Regions from separate parts of the Homo sapiens genome. Here region 1 is linked to region 2. Evidence: chromatin loops called from intact Hi-C (ENCODE). Cell type or tissue: heart left ventricle. All regions are shown on one strand. Region 1 overlaps NFATC2 (nuclear factor of activated T cells 2). Region 2 overlaps NFATC2 (nuclear factor of activated T cells 2).

Region 1 (4,000 bases), 63 kb before region 2:
TCCCTGTGAAATGCACCGCCTTCCATCATGCTCCTGTCACGGGATTCGTTTTCAATTCACACATCCCCCTTTTTTCAACCCTTGACTCCCTATAGTCCATTTCGCAAAGGCAGCCAGAGTGATCTTCTCAAACAGTAAATCAAACCACGCTGCACTGCTGCTGAAAGCCTGCGGGAGCAAGCCCACGTCTCCGAGTTCACGGCCTCCGCCACCTGCGTTCCCTCTCCCTGAAACACTCTTCCCTCAGACCTCCCCAGGTCTGCGTCCATCCCCAAAGGCCGCCTCTTCAGAGTGGCCTTTCTGTACACTCATCTGCAGGGGCCAACCTCACCCCCAAACCAGGCAGCCACCCTCTCGCTCCTAACCCCGTGGAATTTTCCCTGTGGCTTTCATTGCTGTCTGAATTTCGCTTGCTTACTTACTGCCTTCCATGCTAATGTCTGTCTCGCTTACCTACTAAACAATCACCGTGAGAGCAAAGATTTCATTTCATTTGTTCACTTAGTGGATCCCTAAGTCCCAGAACAGTGTCCAGCACAGAGTAGACAGCCAGAAAATACTAGTGGGTGAGAGGGAAGGAGGGTCAAGGACAGAGAAGTCAAGGGTCAAGGACACAGAGGAAGGGAGAGAGGGAAGAAGGAAGGGTTAAGGACAGGGAGGGTTGGGGAGGACAGAGGAATAGGGGAGAAAGGTAGGGAAGAATGAGGTCCCAGAAGCAGCTACTGCTAGGAGCTGCTGGTGTTCCCCAGGTACAATTTGGGGCCTTAGAACAAGGGACTAGTCACGGAAGGGGGATGACAGCAGAGAGAACGCAAGTGACGGTGTATGAACCATATGTTTCTGAAGAGCTGTAAGAAAGTGCCTGAATTGGGGTGGGTGGAGAAACACGGGGCTCAGGGGAGTGCATGCCTTGGGCCCTGGAATATTACTTATTTTGCTTTTCCAAAGAGACTTCTTGAAAACGTCTCAAGTACTCGGAGTGGAGAAAGCAGAAGGAGCGCCTTGGTGTTCCAAGAACAAACGGGGCCAAGCCAGCCGGCGTCTGTGTGCAGGAATGCAGGCGGGAAGGGCTGAGATAAAGCACAGATGCCCCATGAGGGAGCGGGGTGGAATGCCCAGACGCGACGCTGGGATCACTGGCCAAGGTGCAGGAAACGATAACTCAGAGCCGGGGGCTTCCCTGGACCCCAGGGCAGGGGCGGGATCAGCTTCAAAGATGGTTTGTTTGCACTTGTGCGGGGGAGGGAGGACCTGTGTGTCCACTGGTGACTGCTTCCTTTTCCAGCCACAGAACCTTCCCTCAACCCTCAAAACGCATAAGCCCAGCTCTTACAAAGTTTCCAAGGAAAGCCCACTTTGGCAAAATCCCAAGGGAAATAAATGACAGACCAGAAATGCCCACGCACAGGCAGCACAGCACGCTGGGGTTTAGCACGGGCCCCGTGCAGCCAAATATGTGCCGTGTGCGACAGACTCCCTTGAAATCATAAACGAAAGGGACAGAAAAGGACCTAAAGACCAAGGAAGTTGCCCCACCAGACACCAAAGGAATGACCCAGGGGATTTTCCAGTTTACTTGTCAGAAATAACACAACACAGCAAACCAAGACGTCCAAATCTCATATCCCTAGAGCTGATGGTGGCATATCTGGAATGTTCCACGGATGCACGGGCTACACAGACTAGCTAGGAGACGGGCTAGGAGAATTTGAAATTGCAGCAGTTCAGAGACAAAACTGCACCCACATCTTGGTGGCTACGGTGGAGATGCAGTCTGGGGCTTGCCACTGGGCACGAGCCACCAGGGGACCTGCCCATTGGAGGGTCCTGGGGTGGGCAGAGCCTTGGAGACAAGGCCGGTGGAGCACTGAACATAACTAGTGGCACTTGCTGCCTTTTGGAGGCCACGTGGGTGGAAACCATTCCACTGCCCCATCCAGCTCTGGCCTCAGGAATGTGCAGCCCCCAAATTGAGAAGCCGGACTATGGCACAGGGGACAGGGCAGTGCTGCGCTTCAGAGCTCTTGAGCTTCCTTTATGTTATTTCTGCCAAGTATCAGGAAAAGAGCTTCTAGGCCAGCTGTGTAGCACGACTCCCGGGCCTCCATTCTTGCAGAACACAGTACAATCCAGTGTGGACATCACCACCTGGAGCGTGCGATGCGCTCTCCTTTGTGCTACACCCCCGCATTTTAGAGACTTATAATGTCCGCTAGCAGGATAAAGACTCTCAGAAGTCCTGCAACAAATAATTAAACAAAAGCAAAAACAAAAAACTTGGTTTAACCTAGTTTTTTCATCTTTTAAAGCCATGGAACCCTCCTTCAGAAAATAGCTCCTAACATCCCATGGGCTGGGGTCATACAGCATGTACCTAAATTTCACCTCGCTCGGTTCTCTGAGACATCCTTAGAGCTGACTCAGGTTTGGACCTAGCGGGACTCCCCCTCACCACGACTTTGAACCTGCCTGCGTTGAGAAAGGGCCTCAGGAGGCCCAAAAGGGTCTCGGTGCTCAGCTGCTTTCTCTGTAACATAAGCTTCTTTGGAAACGGCAAGGACATCTGTGGATCCGGGGCTGCCATAGCCAGTCATGACCACCTCGGGCCACTTGGACACGGGTGCCCCAATATCCAAGGCACTCACCATTTGCCTTTAACAAGGGATGGACAGGGTAGGAGAGGCCAGTGTGTTTCTCGCTCTGGAGACCAGACCAGCCCTAGGTGCAGAGTCAGCTGGGGAAAATTATCCAGCCCTGCACAGACACTCATTTATTTATAAAGCACCTCTTCTCCAATACAATCGATCCCCCAGGGCCTCACGTGGAGAGGGATCTGGTTACGACCATGCTTCATTGATCCTCCACGTTCTGCCTTAGTTAATTCTCTACACGATTGCCCCCTTGAAAATAAGCACCAAAACCTTATCTTCACCATTGTGAATGTAAATTGTTCAAGGATGGATTGTATGCAGGTGTCCGTTTCAAAACAGAGCACCATGACTTTAACTCAACCTGTGCTTGATTATTCAGGATCAAACGGATCAATTATTAACAGAGCAATACCTAGAGGTCAGCCTTGTAAGGCACGTGGGGCAGGATGACCCTACAAGAAGTGGCCCCAGAGGTCTTTGCTTGGTGAATTCAGGGGACGTTTTTGATCGACTGTCTCCCTAGGGATTGGGTATGGAGAATACCAGAAGTCACAGAGCCCCCAGATAACCTGGCTTGTCAAGACGTTTTGTAGAGTAAAGGTCAACAGCCTCTGACTATGCAGCAGAGGATATTTCTGGCACTGCGGTATATGAAATTTAGTACCCAGTCTTGATGGTAACTATTGTGGCTGTTTCAAAGCTTTCGCTTTACTTCCTACCCCTTGGCTGGGCTCCTGAGAGTTAATTTTCTGAAATAATTGAGGTTTCAGGGTATATCAGACGCTACTGCCTATAAAATACAGGACTGGAACTGGGAATGACAGCCAGCAATTTAGGTTTTTCCTTCTTCTATTAAGAAAAAACTCCAGTCGCTTAACTGTACATTTTTAAATAATGTAAACAGTGTCATGGGCTTTGCAACTCGATGGATAAACGCTTGAGGGGATGGATACCCCATTCTCTATATGTGCTTATTTCACTTTGCATGCCTGTCTCCAAACATCTCATGTACCCCACAAATATATATACCTGCTCTATATCCACAAAAAATTTTAAAAGAAAAATGAAGGTAAAGAAAGTCCAACAGCCTATTTTTCTGTCTGGAGCCCCCAAGGCAAGGCTGCTCTGCTCATCCCACCCTCTCCGACCTCCCAATGCACCTTGCGGCTCCCAGGTGAGTCTTAGCAATGCGGTTTGTCCTTCCTCCCTGAGATCCTGGACCAACACCTCATCACAGCTTCTCCACAAGACTACCCTCTGGGCAGACCCCTTGCCCACAAACGGGCACCTACAGACTCACACAAAGCCTCCTCTGCATCTTTTCCTTGGCCCAAACCACCCATCAGCTG
Region 2 (4,000 bases):
ATGTTAAAAATGCTGACTAAGTAACACAACATTAATCAACATGCTCCTTTCCCAGGGAACCATGGTTTGCAGAGCACAGGACTGGCATTCAAAGTACAGCAGAGGAGGTGCTGAAGCACTGGGTTTGGGGAGCCCCAAGATGGGAAGCCACCATCTCCAAAGCCAGTAGATCATCAAGGGATGATTAAGAAAACCACCCAGGTCAGTGCCCAGACACAAGAGGTGCTCAGCAAACCTCTGCAAAAGGACCCAAGGAGGTCTGCTAAGGACTCTTTACCAGGAGAGAAAAAGTACCACTGCCTGCCCACAAGCTAGGAGAATGTCCTGTATTCAGAGAGAGGACTAGAAAAGGAAAATCATCTCCTGGCTCCAGGGCACAAATTTTTAACCTTTTTTTGCACCAATGACCCCTTCTGCAGCTTGGTGAAGCCATGGCCCTATCTCTGAGTGATTCTTCCACATGCATAAAATGGACAAGGTTAAAAAAAAAAAAGAAGAGGGAAATCAACCAATGTATAAAAATGTAATGTATTTTCCCAAAACTAAAAAGTGGCATTCGTTCAGGTAGCCCGTCTGTCTGTCTTCCTTGCTCTGGGTTTGCATGCGCTGTGCCTGTGAGGTATGCAATGGTAGACCAGGAAATATTCAACGACCAGTTCTCCAAGACAGAAAGCTTGCTTTGCAGTGTTTGCCCATTTCCACGGTGTCAACACTCCCACAGTGGCTGATTTCCAGCTCCCGGTGTGACGATACTGTATATGGAGCTGGGAGGAGAAGTGCAGCGGCACCATTACGTGCTACCTCCGCCATGTGGATACACGGATGCCTATGACCTCAGGCACATAGGTCAGAACAACATGTAACAGAGTTCCTGGAACTTTAAAAATCAGCTCTCACAAGGCCACGAAAACGGGCTCCAGGACACTCCTGGGCACCCATAGGTCTCTGTGTGCATCTGTTTAGGTGCATAACTACTCAGATTGCAGTCTGCCCATCTCTTACTCTCTTCTCCCATTGATTTTCACATCTGCTCGTTGAGAACAGCCCCACCCCCACCAACACACACATACACATACACACACACACACACACACACACACACACACACACACACACCCCTTGCCCCAGCCCTACTCCCTGTGAAAGCTTATGAGGACCCTGCTATGGTCTGGCCTGCACACACATACCCCCAGCCCCGCGCCCCCGGAGTGCCATGAACACCCCTTGTTCACTGGCCCGGGCTCCCCTTAGATCTGGAGAAAGCCGCATCCCTGCACATCCCAGAAATGCGCAAATCCTACAAACCAAATCACCTCGGCCCCAAGGCTCCTAGAGCCTTCTCGCCCCAGCAGGAGGGAGAGCCTCATCTTTAAATCCCATCACACACATCTTCCTGTCTAGACGAGGTCCCTGGCTGCCAGGGCCTCAGAGTGAATGGATTCACAGCCTCCACCCGCTGGCACCACCGAGCCCCGCCGCACCCCGCCGCTATTCTCAGGACGACCTGGGCAGCCCCCCAGCTTCTAGAAAAGACACAGAGGAGACTGCGCAATCAACAGGCAGGAGTGTGCGTGAGTGCGGCATGACATGGGCACGCCACCCCAGAGAAGTGGGCGCCTGCTGCGCTAAACGTCATCCGTCATCCTTTCGCTGAAAAGTTGGAAAACAAACAACAAAAACCCCGCCCAGCCTCATTTAATGCGAACCAAACACAAAAGCCACAGGGGAAAGCTTTTCCTCTCTGTGCTTCCCTTTTCCGGCCGAGGAACACCACCAGCCAAGATAAGGGGACTGTGCGGGGCCCTCTGCGCGGCTTCAAAGGGCTGGCACCCGCCCGGGCCCGCTCCCACTCCCACTGGCTAATGGGCTCCCCGCTCCAGCCCTTGGGGAGCAGGAGGCGGCCGGGGCTCCATGCCAGGCGACTTGGAAGAGGTTTAAGGCTCACGCCACACAAGGGAGGAAGCTCGGCCTGTCAAGAGGCGTGATAAAGCAGCCCCTTATCGCAGTTTTCCTTTCAACTGCCTCCAAGTGAGCGCCGGCCGGGGCTGGGCCTGTCAAGGCCAAGCGTGTTCCTTTCATGTCGCCCTGGGTTCCTCGGTCAGCGACGTATCCACGGGCTCATGGAACTGTAGCGTCAGCATTGGAGTTTGCAGCTTGGGGCCAGAGGCTCCAGGAGGATGCGATCGTGTGCCTCCCAGCCTGGGCCTCTGGTGAACCATGTGGCATCTGCAAATCCACTAGAACCATCTGGGTCCCAGTTTTGCCATCAGGAAACCAGGAGAAGAAGATTCCAGAGCAGTGGGGTCCAACAGTTTAGACTGGGGGCTAGGGAGTCGGCAGACACAAGCTCAAGTCCCAACTGCTGAACTCGCTGGCTGTGGACCTTGGGCAGGTCACTCTGACTCTTTGACACATGTGTCACATAGAAAAAAGCACTTGTACATTTCATAGAGTTGCCAGGACCCAATGAATTGGTATAAGCACAGCTCTTAGAACCAGTGGCGACACATAGTAAGCGCTCAGTAAACGTTGGCCTTCATCTTGTTGTAATTCTTGTCGTTTTCTCATGGGGCTGTTATGGGCATAGAATGGGGATTGGCGACCTCACATTGCAACTGAGTGATGTGAAATTGACAACATGCTAGAGAAATGATTTTGATCTTCTAGGCACCTCCCATTTACAGAGGGAATGTCCCAGACTGACACAGTGAATCTACGATAAAAGAAAGCCTCTCATTACTTGAGCACCTTTCCACCCCGACTATGAGTCTCACTCACCGGGGCCCTGGATTCAGATAGCAGCTCCATCTGAGGCCCCTCGAATGCAGCAGACACTGGTTCAACGTCACCGCAGGGAAACCCCACTGGGCCTATTCCCTGAGAGGCGGGGCATGCTGAGAGACAGGAACAGAGTCGATCACATTGAGAGCAGCTTGGTCCCTGTCCAATCCTCTCATCAGTGGCAACCTCAGCACCATGTCCCCAGAGAGCTGCTCCCCACTGTGATGGGCATCAAACGCTTAGCAAAGAGCCAGCCCGGAACGTGACACCCTTGACCATCAGCCTGCTCAGAACCAACCAAGTCTCAGATCCGAGACTGGTTGGGGCTGCGGAAAGCTGGCCACACCTCTGAGCCCTCACCTCTGCAAAGGGGAAAATAACAGATGCCCATCCCATGCCCCATGAGCTGTGGCAAAGATTAGACGATATAATGGGTACAGTGCCTGGCAAAGAGTGGGTGCTCAGTGAGCGTCAACAGTTACCATCATCGCCACCATCGTCACCCATTTCAGACCTTCCTCCAAGCCATCTCAGGCAGCTCGGTCACCGTTACTTTGCTTGGTTATGAGTCCTCTTTTGAATGTGGACATGAGGAAGGACAGGACCCCAGTGCTCCCCTCCTTCTCCACGCGGAGTGGGCACCAGGCACTGAATTTCCATGGGTTTGCTCAGAGAGGCTAAGTCAGCTGCCTAAGGTGTCCGGCACAGGGCGGGTGCCACTGGAAATCAAAAGCAAATCTGGCGGCTTCCCTGGCTGGTGGCTTTTCTGCTACACCTGCTCCTCCTATTTCCTCTTTGTTTAAACATTTTTATTTTACTTTCAAGTGGAAATGCGGCACACGTCAGTAATTCCCTCACACTTCGCTCTTGAGGGGCTCCCCACTCCTCACCTTTATTTAAGGCCCCAAGGCCCTTTTCTTCTGCTACTACTACGTGCAGGTCTTTGTGCACAGAGTCAGCATCCTACCCTTGCCCAGAGCTGAACACGGCTCCATCCTGAATCCTAGGGCTGAGAACCCACGCGCCTTGAGGGACTGGCACTTGGCTTCCATAAACAAGGCCGCGGCTCAGTCATCTCACAGCATGGGAGAGGTTCTCACCTCCCGTGGCAGAGAGGTGACAGGCTGAGAAGCCACAGTTTGCCAGGAAGAACTTTTTGATGAAACAGGAAATGAAGTTTGTCGTAAGAGGGGAAAGCTCAACTCTGACTTCTTAAGGA

Evidence for each region. Peaks named below come from ENCODE experiments on the same cell type or tissue, not always from the same donor. Only the 100,000 strongest peaks of a DNase experiment are listed, where the experiment ranks them.
Region 1: a loop joins it to region 2, with 2.8 times the contacts of the local background. A loop is called at or near these places in 3 of 110 quality-filtered maps.

The regions. Positions count from the first base shown.
Region 1 is chr20:51,427,474-51,431,473 of GRCh38, forward strand. The region is part of intron 9 of NFATC2 (nuclear factor of activated T cells 2); the gene reads right to left. Among named protein-coding and RNA genes, the nearest start is that of MIR3194, 24 kb to the right of the region's middle. In heart left ventricle, no CTCF peak of the experiment used is centred here; DNase peaks (open chromatin) are centred at 1,048 and 1,798; H3K4me3 peaks cover 665 bases; H3K27ac peaks cover 413 bases.
Region 2 is chr20:51,490,804-51,494,803 of GRCh38, forward strand. All of the region lies in intron 3 of NFATC2 (nuclear factor of activated T cells 2), which reads right to left. Among named protein-coding and RNA genes, the nearest start is that of MIR3194, 40 kb to the left of the region's middle. In heart left ventricle, no CTCF peak of the experiment used is centred here; DNase peaks (open chromatin) are centred at 1,559 and 1,968; H3K4me3 peaks cover 1,292 bases; H3K27ac peaks cover 538 bases.